Linked DNA regions of Homo sapiens: region 1 is linked to region 2. A link is a contact called in ENCODE Hi-C or POLR2A ChIA-PET data. All regions are on one chromosome and are shown on one strand. Each heading gives the region's core, a stretch centred on a gene start or an enhancer-like site at or near the end of the contact. The rest is flanking DNA. Distances are from core to core; before and after follow the strand shown.

Evidence for each region. A loop is a pair of places that touch in the nucleus more often than their neighbours do. ChIA-PET counts read pairs that join two places held with the same protein, here RNA polymerase II (POLR2A). Pooled maps may share reads with other maps.
Region 1: a loop to region 2 is called in a map of tibial artery, with 2.3 times the contacts of the local background. The contact joins two enhancer-like sites. A Hi-C loop is called at or near these places in 6 of 168 maps with a recorded cell type or tissue (CD4-positive, alpha-beta T cell, CD4-positive, alpha-beta memory T cell, aorta and 2 more), 2 of 37 single-sample maps with no recorded cell type and 15 of 50 pooled maps. POLR2A ChIA-PET finds 5 or more read pairs at or near these places in 10 of 52 experiments (AG04450, CD4-positive, alpha-beta T cell, CD4-positive, alpha-beta memory T cell and 7 more).

The regions. Positions count from the first base shown.
Region 1 is chr1:228,266,866-228,272,862 of GRCh38, reverse strand. It overlaps OBSCN (obscurin, cytoskeletal calmodulin and titin-interacting RhoGEF), which reads right to left. Exons shown (of 116, transcript NM_001386125.1): 19 at 4,058-4,333; 20 at 642-938. It overlaps LOC124904535 (a long non-coding RNA gene), which reads left to right. Exons shown (of 3, transcript XR_007066916.1): 3 at 3,658-5,997. Among named protein-coding and RNA genes, the nearest start is that of OBSCN-AS1, 56 kb to the right of the region's middle. Within about 2 kb of position 3,727, at least 4 of the 41 ENCODE cell types and tissues checked have a DNase peak (open chromatin) inside an H3K27ac peak, as active enhancers do.
Region 2 is chr1:228,175,790-228,182,128 of GRCh38, reverse strand. It overlaps IBA57 (iron-sulfur cluster assembly factor IBA57), which reads right to left. Exons shown (of 3, transcript NM_001010867.4): 3 at 1-6,339. Among named protein-coding and RNA genes, the nearest start is that of IBA57, 13 kb to the right of the region's middle. RefSeq lists a silencer at 2,987-3,281. Within about 2 kb of position 3,213, at least 7 of the 41 ENCODE cell types and tissues checked have a DNase peak (open chromatin) inside an H3K27ac peak, as active enhancers do.

The DNA.
Region 1 (5,997 bases), core at 2,478-4,977, 90 kb before region 2:
GACAGGGTGGAAGGGAGATGGATATCAGAAAGACAGGTGGACACATGGTGATGACCAAGGGGCCCAGCACAGGCTTACAGAGATCTAGGGCCCAGAGCACAGAGACAAGCCCCCACCACCCAGTACACGCTCTCCAGTCACTGCCGGGCCCTCCCATGGCCCAGCACCCACAGAGGAGTCAGCAGATCACATTAGACCAGACCCAGACCCCCACCCCAAGGACATCACACCACTGTCCCCACCACCCAGACAGAAATCATCACATCTGACCAGACCCGGACCCCAGACCCCCGAGGACATCACGCTACTGTCCCTACCACCCAGACAGGGGTCCTCACATGAGACCGGACCCAGACCCCAGACCCACACCCCAAGGACATCATGCTACTGTCCCTACCACCCCCGGCTCAGCCACTGCAGGGCACACACCATGGTCAACTCAGCCCATGGGCCTGCTCTAGTCTCATGACATAAGGACACTGGCCTGAGAGCTGCTGGGGAGAGCTGGGGACACAGATTCTGAGGCCTACATAGAGGGAAGGTGCCAGGGCCCACAGCACCTTGGGCCGCCCAAACATGCCCTTGTAGTTTCACACCCGACACTCAGCATCACCTCCATTTTGCCTAACCCTGGCACCCACCAGCCACATGCAGATGGAAGGAGAGCCGCTGGCCCCCAGCCTCGCAGCTGTACTCCCCGGCGTCCGCCTGGCCTGCCTCCTGCACCACCAGCCTCCGTGTGCAGCCCACGGCCTCCACACGCATTTTCGAGCTGGAGCTCAGCTTCTTCCCGTCCTTGTACCACATAACCTCCGTCTGGGCTTGGGCCACCTCGCAGCTCAGCATGGTGCTGGTCCCTGCCTCAGCCTGCACCTCCCTGTGCACCGGCTGATCCTTGGCAAACACCACCTGCTCCTTGGCAAACACCGCCTTGGGCTCTGGGGATGGACAAGGAAGGACATACGAGGTCAAAGATACAGCCTAGGTCAGGAAGACCACCCTAGGATAGGAGGGCCTGGATGAGGAAGTAGGAGAAACAGAACCTTCCCCAGGCTCTGCACTGGCTGCGTGGCCAGGAGAAGTCCTGCCACCTCCCAGCGCAAGAATCACAGTTTGTCTATCCACTGTGCACGGCGCCATGGGCTATCACAGGTGGGGCAGCTATGACAAACCCTCCATGCATGAGCTCCTCCAGGGCAGGGACTAGGGTACCTGCACATGCGGCTCTTCTTCAAGCATGTATGGAGCTTTAAATCCACTTGTCATTTTTCAACCTTGCATCCCCCAAAACCACATTTGTTTGGATTTTGATTGAGACTGAACGTCTTTCATTCTTCCATGGCTTCTATCCACTTTAGATCTTTACTGTCTCTCAAAAGTGTTTCATAGCTTCCCCCACAGAACCTCTCGACATCTTTTATTAGACTGGGATCATAAACATGATGCCTTTGAGGCGTCTGTCAATCTTTTACGTTTTCATTTTCCAACTGCTTGCTGCTAGTCTACATGTACGGAAGTTTCTTCACACAGATCTTGCAAGGGTTGATCTTTCTCAACTCTCTAATAATTTATCTTCTAGGTAAACCGTATATTCTGTCAATTCACTTTTTTCTAACTTTTACACCTTTCGTTTTACTTTCCTCCTAACTGTGCCATCCAATGCTGGATGGAAGTGTTGACCACTGGCTTCCTCATGCTGTCCCCTGGCTCAGAGGCAAAGCTTACAAAGTCTCCCTTTGTGATTTTTGTGTAATACCCTGTGTCAAATTAGGAAAAAAAAACTTTTATTTATACTTTGTTAAGAATTTTATGGCATGATGGATGCTAAATTTTGCCAGACATTTCTTCTGAATATATGAGGTTAAATTTTTATCAAATATGGTACTTTATTCTGAGTTTAAGATAATTACATTGTTTTCAAATTTCAATCACATATCATGATTTTCTAATGTTTTTAACATGAAAGCAGCCCTCATTCCTAGACTATGAATTTCATCATCCTGTATGATTGTCTTGATGTATTGCTGAATTCAGTTTACTAATGTTTTGTTTAAAAAATTGGCCATGATATCCATAATTCTTTGATCTACAATGTGCAAACTTCCTATCTTCTGGCCAGATTTTAGTCATGGCATTAAGCTATCTGCATATAATGAGTTAGAGGGTATATCTTCCTTTTTCCATTCTCCAGAAGAATTTCCATGAACATGGAAGAATTTCTGGCCAGAACGTTTGGAAGAATTTCTCAGTAGGGCCACATGTTTGATGAGAAGATTTTTCGCTACCGGTTCTAGTTTTTACTAGGTTGTAGTAACTGAGATAACTTCAGTAACAGTAGATAACTGCATATAGGTTATCTATTTCTTAAGTCTGTTTTTGGTTTCTAGAAATTATATAATTTGTTAACACTTTTCAAATTTACTTGCAGTGAGTATTTTTGGTATCTACACATTTGTAAACCATTTTAGATATATATAACACCAACTGTTATGTGGTGGCACTCAGGGCTCAGGGTTGGAGTTTGAAGTTAAACTCTCCTAACAAACAATAGGAAAGTAAAGGTCATTCTCAGACTTCCTATGAATCAGCTGGAGAGGGGGCAGGCACAGGACTCATCAAGGAAACAGGATGATGTAAATATGGCTTCCCCAGTCAGCGACTGCTACCACCATAACTTAATTCTACCAGTGTGTCACTGTGCCATAAGCTACTTATTCCTTTTTTTTTTTTTTTTTTTTTTTGGTGTAAAGAAAAAACACAGCTTTATTGGCTCTCAGGAGACAAAACAAACAGAACAAGATATTCATATTAATGCAAACAATGCAACAAATGAGGGGAAGAATCGCCCGGCTGAAGCGAGGCCCGGCGCGGCCGCGGCCGGGGGGCTGAGAAGGGCCTGGGTGCCTGTCGCCCGGGAGCCGAGGTTTCCCGGCCTCCCCTGACCCCGGGCGCCAAGAGCAGTCGGTCCCCCCGGCCTCCCGCCGGCAAAGGGGCCCTGGGGCCCAGGCGTGCGGCCCCTGCGTGGCGGCAGGCGGCCCAGGCCACGCCGGCGCCTAGAGAAGGCCTCCAGTCCAGGCCTCATGGAAGGGCCTGCCTCGCGCGGCCCCTCAACACCCCACAGTGTGGCACTGGAAGGGACCTAAAAACCCACCTGGCTTTCTCCTTTCCCCTTCCCCACGCTTCCCAGGGCCCAATGCCCGCATCTCAGTTTCGCTTTCCGGCAGGGTCAGGGGTGAGAGGGAGGAATTCTCAGGTGTCACCTCCTCACCCGCCTGGAGGCGGAGGCTAGAAACACCAGCTACTTATTCCTATCACTTTTAAATCTATCCAAATTCCAAGGGGAATTCAGACACAGAACATTCTAACAGAATGCAAAAGGAAAGTGAGATTGGCTTCCGAAATGGAATTCCAACGTCACGTGTGCGCACCTGCCAATGTGCTGCTCTTTACTCGTTTTGCACACACTAACGCTGTGGATCTGGGTTTTAGTCAGGGCTCTGACAGGGCTTCTACATCCACAGGGAAGGACAGAAGTGTGTCCCAGAACACTGAAAACTTTGGGAACCCAGTGTTCAGTGTTGATATAATTCCAAATAAGACTGTGTGGCTGGAATTTCCCTACACCCTGACTCAACGAATTAAAATCTCTTTCCACAGGGAGAGCCCTCACATGGGGCCAGATGAGGCCGTGCAGGGACTGCAGGAGTATCCCCGAGGGAGGGACGTCTGGCTTACCGCCATCTCATGCATTAGATAGGACCAGAGTCCTGGACACCTCGGGACATCGGTAGTTTGGAGAAGGTACTGGGAAAATGTGACCCAGCATGTCTGCACAGAAACACCACCCAACATGGACAAGGAGGGCCCTGACCCTTCCGTTCACTCCCTTCCCCACTAAGCAGCCCAGCTCCACCACAGGCATAAAAATAGGAGGTGAGAGGATGGGAGAAGTTGAGGGATGGAGTCTAATGGAAAGCCCACTGGGTCAGCAGTGGTTCTACTCCAGTCACAGCAGCAGCTACAAACAGGGCTCACTCAGCATCCCCAAAGCACTGACCTGCCACCTGCAGGCGGAAGGAGAGCTGCTGACCCCCTGCCTCGCAGCTGTACTCCCCGGCCTCTGCCTGGCCCGCCTGCTGCACCACCAGCCTCCGTGTGCAGCCCACGGCCTCCACGCGCACTTTCGAGCTGGAACTCAGCTTCTTCCCATCCTTGTACCACGTCACCTCTGTCTGGGCCTGGGCCACCTCGCAGCTCAGCGTGGCACTGGCCCCCGCCTCAGCCTGCACCTCCCTGTGTGCTGGCTGCTCCTTGGCAAACACCACCTTGGGCTCTGGGGATGGACAAGGAGGGACACACGAGGTCAAAGATACTGCCCAGGTCAGGAAGACCACCCTAGGGTAGGAGGGCCTAGACAAGAAAGTAGGAGAAACAGAACCTTCCCAAGCTTGGCACTGGCCATGTAGCTGGGAGAAGCCCCACCACCTCCCAGCACAAGAATCACAGTTTCTCCATCCACTGTGCAGTGCCATGGGCTATTCCAGGCGGGGCAGTTGTGACAAACCCTCCGTGCACGAGCTCCTCCAGTGCAGGGACTGGGTTCCTAATGCTTACACAGCTCCCTTCAAGGATATGCTAGGGTCTCCCCATGGGACTGGGCAGGGCGTGTCCTCACTGCAGGGCCCCAGAGTACTGAGGCTTCCAGTCCTGCCACTGTCAGGAGGGTCAGCGTTGGCCTCTGCGGGGAAGGCCTGGGCTTTGTCATGCATTGCCTGGTGACATGCAAGGTGGAGCCCTTTCCACCACTTCTGGCCATTACGTCAGCTCTTCTGGGGTGTCGCTCTTCAGGCTTCTGTCCAATTTTCAGTAGCCTTTTCTGTCTTTTCCTTCCTTATTTTTAGGAACTCTTTATATATTTTAAATGCTAGCAAATGATAACTGTGTATTTGTAAACATCTTACCCATGTCCTTGACCGGCCTTTTCGCTCTCAAATGATGTCTTGACAAATTAAAGTTTTAGTTTTAATGTAGTTAAATATACCATTGTTCCACTGTTTAGTTTTAAGAAATCTTTCCTTTCCCTGAAGTTTTTAGCAATCTATGTTAGCATCTAGAGGCTTTATGGTTTTACCTTTTATACTCTGTGGCCTCTAACCTTCCTGGAACTCACTTTTCAGTGTGAAATAAGTTACTAGTCTAAATTTTTGTAAGGTTAAACAATCAAAGAACTATTTTTTTTTTAGAAGATCATCCTTTCTCCACTGCCTGTGCAGGTGTGAAGGTTAAAAAAAAAACACACAAAACACACACACACAAAAAAAACAAGAAGCAATAAAAGGGAGAATCCATGTATTTGGGTCTGATCATGAGCTCACGATTCTGTCCCTTTGGTCTGACAACTGTCCTTGTGTTGTGCCTGGCTGTCTCCATTCCTGCAGCTGAATGTTCTTGATATCTGGTAGACAAATGCTCACAAGTGGCTCTTCAAGAGTGTGTTACTCCACTTGGCCTTCAGAATCTGCTTCTCAACGTTCACCTCCCCAAAGAGAAACATTTGCTTGGGTTTTGACTGGGCATTAACATATTTGAGTCTTCCATGGGTTTCTATTTATTTAGGTCTTCTTACTGTCTGTCAAAAATGTTTCACAATGGCCAGGCACAGTGGCTCACACCTGTAATCCCAGCACTTTGGGAGGCTGAGGTGGGAGGATTGCTTGAGGTCAGGAGTTTGAGCCCAGCCTGGGCGAAATAGTGAGACCCTGTCGCTACCAAAAAAATTCCTTAAAAAATTAGCTAGGCATGGTGGTGCACGCCTGTATTCTCATCAAGTCAGGAGGCCGAGGTGGGAGGATCTCTTGAGCCCAGGAGGTTGAGGCTGCAGTGAGCCATGATTGCACGACTGAACTCCACTCTGGGTGACAGAGTGAGATCCTGACTCAACAACAAAAATATCTGACAATTTTCCTCCACTGAGGTATCAGACATCTTTACTATACT
Region 2 (6,339 bases), core at 1,964-4,463:
ACCCCCTGCTATTATTGTCCCTGAGAACTTCTCACTGAGAGAGTCTGACATAAAACAAAATGTATTAATCCTTCATTTCTCCCACAAATGCCGATGCGCACAAACTAAGCTAGCACCATCGCCAGGGAAATCAAAGACGGGGACACTGGAGATGGTCAGATGCCCACAGCCCAGACAGTCACAGTCCTAGCTTGGGCTCCCTGCCCCAGGGTTGGCACGTGGAGCACTGCCCTGGGTCTCCATGGCCCATAGCCAGACAGACCCTTTTTCTTACTTTTCTCAAACCAAGGTGTTCACCCAAGACGTTCAAAATTTAAACACTGAATCTCTAAATGGAAACTAAGAAGACTGACAGCACCAAGCGCTGGCGAGGACGCAGTATGACAAGAACCTGGCACACTTCTGGTGGGAATGTAAATGCTGCACTCACTCCGGGAAAATGTCTGGCAGTTCCTAGCAACACTGAGTTTTCCTGCCCTGTGGCCCAGAGCTCCACCCCAGGGGCTTACCAGAAAGACAGGAAAATGTATGTACACACAACCTGTGCAAGTGTGGAGATGCAGAGACCCCTGAATAAGAACAGGCAAACATTCCTTATTCCCAGCTTGCTAAAGTAAGGGAATCAGTCGCCATCACTCATATTGGGTGGAGATGCCCAGGCTGGCCAGAGGAGTGGGAGAGCTTCCAGGTGAGACAGGGACGGCTCCAGGTGAGCCCTGATGGAGTCTGTGGCCTGGGGAACTAGAGGCAGCTCACAGGAGTGGGCCTCCCATGAGATTGGTGAAGGAAGTGTCTGCCTCCATTTGTGCTGCTACAAGAGAATACCTGAGGCTGACTCATTTACAAGGAACAGAGGTTTATTGGCTCACGGTTCTGGAGACCGGACAGTCCAAGATCCAGGAACTGGCCGACTTGGGAATTCCACCTCCAAGATGGTGCTTTGAACACTGGAGGGCAAGAGAGGCACAAGCGGGCTGGACTTACCCTTTCATAACATTAACTCCGCCCTTGGAGAGTGGAGCCCTCACAGCCTAATCACCTCTTACAGGCCCCATCTCTTAACACTGTTAGAATGGCAATTCAATTTCAACATGAAGTTAGCACAGTGCCTCATGCCCCAATCCCAGCTACTTGGGGACAAGAGTTGAAGACCAGCATTTAAAAACAAAAAATTTTAAAAATTAGCATGCACCTGTGGTCCCAGCTACTCAGGAGGCTGAGGTGGGAAGATCACCTGAGCCCAGAAATTCAAGACCAGCCTGGGCAATGCAGTGAGAACCCCATCTCTACAAAAAGTAAAAAAAAAAAAAAAAAATTAGCTGAGTGTGATGACTCACACCTGTAGTTCCTGCTACTCAGGAGGCTGAGGCAGGAGAATCATCTGAGCCCAGAAGGTTGAGGCTGTAGTGAGCTGTGTTTATGCCACTCCACTCCAGCCTGGGCAAGAGTGAGACTCTGTCTCAAAAAAAAAAAAAACACTCCCAACTACGATTTTGAGTTTGTTCATTTCTCCTTGAAGGACTGGCTTTTAAATTCCATGGTCTTCCCTCTATAGTTTGGAAGATATATTTCCATTCTTTTAGAGATTATCTGAAAACTCTGATAAGCCTTGTAACAGATGCTGAAGTCAGTGTCCGTGCCCTCCTTCCGACCAGTAGGGGGACTTTAGAACACTGTAGGTTTGGGCACCTCTCTCCCAACTCAACATGTGGCATCTTTTTTATAAACTCCAAAAGTAGGCATTCTAAGTAGAAGCTTCTAGATGTGGTGTTTTAGACATGCCCACAAATCCACCTTCCTGCCTATTCACTCCTTCTTCCATCTCCAGCTTCCCCACAGGATCCCTCGCCAGAAGCCCAGACATGCCTTAGACGCTCTAGGCTCTGCTGGCAGCAAACTCCGGAGTGAGGGCAGTTTCGTGGTATGAAAATGCGTTTAGCCCTCTTTTTTTTTTTTTTTTTTTTTTTTTTTTTGAGACAGAGTCTCATTCTATTGCCCAGGCTGGAGTGCAATGGCACAATCTTGGCTCACTGCAACCTCTGCCTCCTGGGTTCAAGTGATTCTCCTGCCTCAGCCTCCCGAGTAGCTGGGATTACAGGAATATGCCACCACACCCAGCTAATTTTTATATTTTTAGTAGAGACAGGGTTTCACCATGTTGATCAGGCTGGTCTTGAACTCCTGACCTCAGGTGATCCACCTGCCTTGGCCTCCCAAAGTGCTGGGAATACAGACGTGAGCCACTGCGCCTGGCCCCTCATTCTTGAAAGACGGATTTTCTGGGTACACAATTCTAGGCTATCACTATTTTCTCCCAGGACTTTGAAGATATTATTTACTATCTTTCTGGCTTCCACTGTTGCTTTTAATCAACTACTTATTTTCTTCTTTCCAGATAATCTCTTTCTTTTCTGCCTTAAGATCTCTTTGTCATGAGATTCTGTACTTTCACCAAGACGTGACTGTTTGGGTAGAGCTTTTTAACTATGCTGCTTGGGAGCTGCTGGTTCCTGAACCTAAGGAGCAGGGGCTCCTGTTGGTTTGGGAAAGTTCTCAGCCGTATTTCTCTGAATACTTGCCTCCACCCCATATTCTCTTTCCCCTCCTTCTGGAATTACTCGTAAATTGCGGATGTCATACTAAACTCTCCATCTTCTTGTCTCATCCCATCTCATATTTTCCAGCTCTGTCTTTCTGTGCTGCACTTTGGGTCATTTCTTCAAACAGTTCCCGATTCTTCAGGAAACACATCATGGAATATTTTTTAGAGTATTTTATTTTTATTTCAACAAGTTCTCTTTTTAAAATCTGCTTGGTCATTTTTATAGTCTCTTGCTTCCTGTGCATAAATTGTTTTCTTTAAATATATTAAACATCCTCATTCCATGTGATGTGTCTGCTTACTCTAAGATCAGAACATTGGTGTGTGTGCTTCTGTCTGCCTTTCTGCTGGGCCTTGTTTATGGTACTGTGTGTGTGTGTTGACAATTTCTTTCCTGTACCTTAGGATGTTTTGGTATCTCAAAAAAAAAAAAAAATTCCACCTTCTGGCTGGGAGACTGCCCCTCCCAGGCCAGCCAGTCCTTACAGATAAGGGCCCAGCTGGGTGTGCGCGCCTCCGCAATGCAGCCTCACCAGTCCAGAGCCCACCTCTATCTGGCCAGAGCACTCTGGCAGCCAGGGACCACTCCTACAGCTTGGAGCCCATGGAAATCACTCCAGCTGGCCAGCCGCACATCTGCCCTGCCTTGCCTTTCCTGGGGAAGTGCCAGGAAAGGTCTAGCAGAGGCTCTCCCAGGCTCCTGCCTCTCCTCTCGGGCTGCGCTTGACTGACCGCCTCATACAAGAACACAGAACAGGGAGCTTGTCTCCTTGGGGATTAGAAGATGATGATGATAATGATTTTACAATGAACGTATACTTCTTAGGATGTTTTCTATCTAAGGCCTGATTTGGAGGTGGGTTTCTCACAGTTTCTACACTGTCTGCCGGGCTCTGGAAATACTACCAACTGCAACTTCTCTTCTTTTTTATTCTTTCTTTGTTTTAAGACAGGGTCTTGCTCTGTTGCCCAGGCTGGAGTGCAGTGGCACAATCACAGCTCACTGCAGCCTCAACCTCCTGGGCTCAAGTGATCCTCGCACTTCAGCCTCCCGAATAGGTGGGACCACAGGTGTGGACCACCATGCCTGGCTAATTTTTTTTTTTTTAAGAGACAGAGTCTTGATATGTTGCCCAGGCTGCTCTCAAACTCCTGGGCTCAAGCAATCCTCCTGCCTCGGCCTCCCAAAGTGCTGGGATCACAGGCATGAGCCACCACACCCGCCCATATCTGGCTTTGAAAGGAAAATACAAGCATGCTTTCCTAAAGATGCACCATATACACTGTGTTAAGTAAAACAGCTCAGAAACAGACAGTCAAACACCACACGTCCTGCCTCATAACCAGGAGCTGCCCAACAGGCAATGTGGGCTCAGAAAGTGGAAGGCGGATGTGGGGGACTCTAACGAGGGGAGGCAGGAGGTGTGAGGGTAAGAAGCCCAGACTGCACCACCATGCACTATACCCACATAACACAACTGCACCTTATGCCTTGAATTCACACACACACACACACACACGAACTTCCTATGTTTTTACAACACAAACTAAAGCAGACAGGAAAAGCAGTGTGCAGTTTTGGAGCGGCTACACCAGCTCTCAGCAGATCCCAGTGTTCCTGAACACAAAGCTCTGACCCTGCCGATGCGCTTTAGGGCCTGCTTCCAAGGTCCTAAAGGCCAGGCCTTTCTGAGAGGACTAAGGACATTTTGGTGAAAACTGATTTGGTTTGTATGACAGAGGGGCTCTTTTGTTGACTGACACTTTCCTTTTTAAAGACACAGAAGAGGCTGGGCACAGTGGCTCATGCCTGTAATTGAGACCATCCTGGCCAACATGGTAAAACCCCATCTCTACTAAAAATACAAAAATTAGCCGGGCATGGGGCATGTGCCTGTAGTCCCAGCTACCCAGGAGGCTGAGGCAGGAAAATCACTGGAACCTGGGAGGCAGAGGTTGCAGTGAGCAGAGATTGTGCCACTGAGCTCCAGCCTGGCCAACAGAGCAAGACTCCATCTCAAAAAAAAAAAAAAAAAAAAAAAAGGACACAGAAGAACACGAAATGTGTTTGATCTGAACCAAGTATTTTGAGATCCTGACACCTGCAGAGACCTGAAGACACTGAGGGGGCACAGGATGGCTCAGGCGGCACCTCACTCTGGAGTGGAGTGCTTCCTTCCTGGCTCACCTCCTAGCCCTCACCCAGCCACACCCACGGGACAGGCTAGGATGCTCCCAGATGCTGCAGCACTCAAGGAGGCCCCACTGGAAAAGCCAGGCAACTTCAGGCAGATGACAGAGCCGGGACACTTTGAGCTCGAGGCACAGACCCTCATTCCAGGGGTGCATGCCCCTCATGCAGGAGACACCAGCTCTTGGTGACACAGGCCACAGGCACCCACTCCTGGCTGAGCTGGAGAGAAAACTGGCTGGGAAGCTGATCAAATGTCTCCATGCCAGTTTAAAGCAGCAGCCAGTGGGGCTGAAAAGGTTGCAGGGATGCTGGTCTGGAATCCATCCTGCGCTGGGCGCTTCCAGACCATGACCTGTCCAAGAGGGGCTGAAGGCCACCGGCTCTCAGGACCGCAGGGGTCAGGGCCACCTAGCTGTTTCCTTGCCCATAGGAGAGCTGACTGCAGCGGGTGAGGCTGGACGGCCCCTCTCTTCCCTCCAGCTGCAGCCGCTTCCTCCCGTCCATCCGCTCTACACCCTCCTCCTGGGTGATCACAAACTACACTGCAGCTCAGAGCTGCCTTTAGACCCCTGACCCCAAAACCGCCATGGCTGCAGATTTCTAGAGAGCACCTGTGGCCCCCCAGGATGGCGGCACAGGCTCCCTGCCTGCTTGGCCCTCTGTGGCCACCCTAACGTCCAGCTTGGTGGCCCAAACGCCTGCCCCCCAGGCCCTGCGCCCTGCAGCCGACAGCTCACAGCCATGGGGCTGTCCTTTGCAGACTCGGCACCCACGTGCCCAGCCTGGGCCTCTGAGGCCTCCCCTGCTGGCCTGCAGCCATGCCAAGTGCTTCATCTGGTAGGTCTGGGCGTTCTCAAAGGAGCGCTGTTCCCGGGGTCCAGTCAGCCAGATCACAAAAACTAAGCCCCCACCTCCCTCTCCCCCAAATGAAACCAGAGCTCCCAAGGGGCTGCCTGTGGCTCACTCTTTAATAGATGCCCTGAAACATAGAGCTCACACTTCAGTGGGAAGGGGGAAGCCAGTGGGTGAACAGGAGGCTGTGCCCCGTGACTGACAGCAAGTCACTCTCACTGCAAACACAGGCTATGCCAAAACCCAGCACACACAGGCAGAACTCTGCCCTGCTGGCTCCTGAGCCCTGCGCTGGCCCCCACCCCACGCTCCTGGAGGGCTCTGAGGAGGAACAGAGGTGGGGAAACATGGGAGATGGGCACAGCCTTCCACAAGCCTCCAGCATGGGATACCTAGTGGCTCATCCCTGTGTGCTTCTCGATGTGTAGACACCCACATGCCACCTGATCCAATGCCCCAGACCCCTCTAGACCACGCATAGCCCCACCCTGAGACATGCTGGAAGCAAGCACAGTGAAACAACTCCCAAAGCCCGAGCCCCAGCCTGCAGACCCTGGACACCACCCCGCTTCCAGGCACAGGGACCAACCCCCCATGAGGCTCATGCCAGGCAGAGTGGGGTACAAGGCCCGGAAGCTGCCAGTGCTGGCCAGAGACACCGTCCCGTCCTCCCAGACAACCCTGTGTGGAG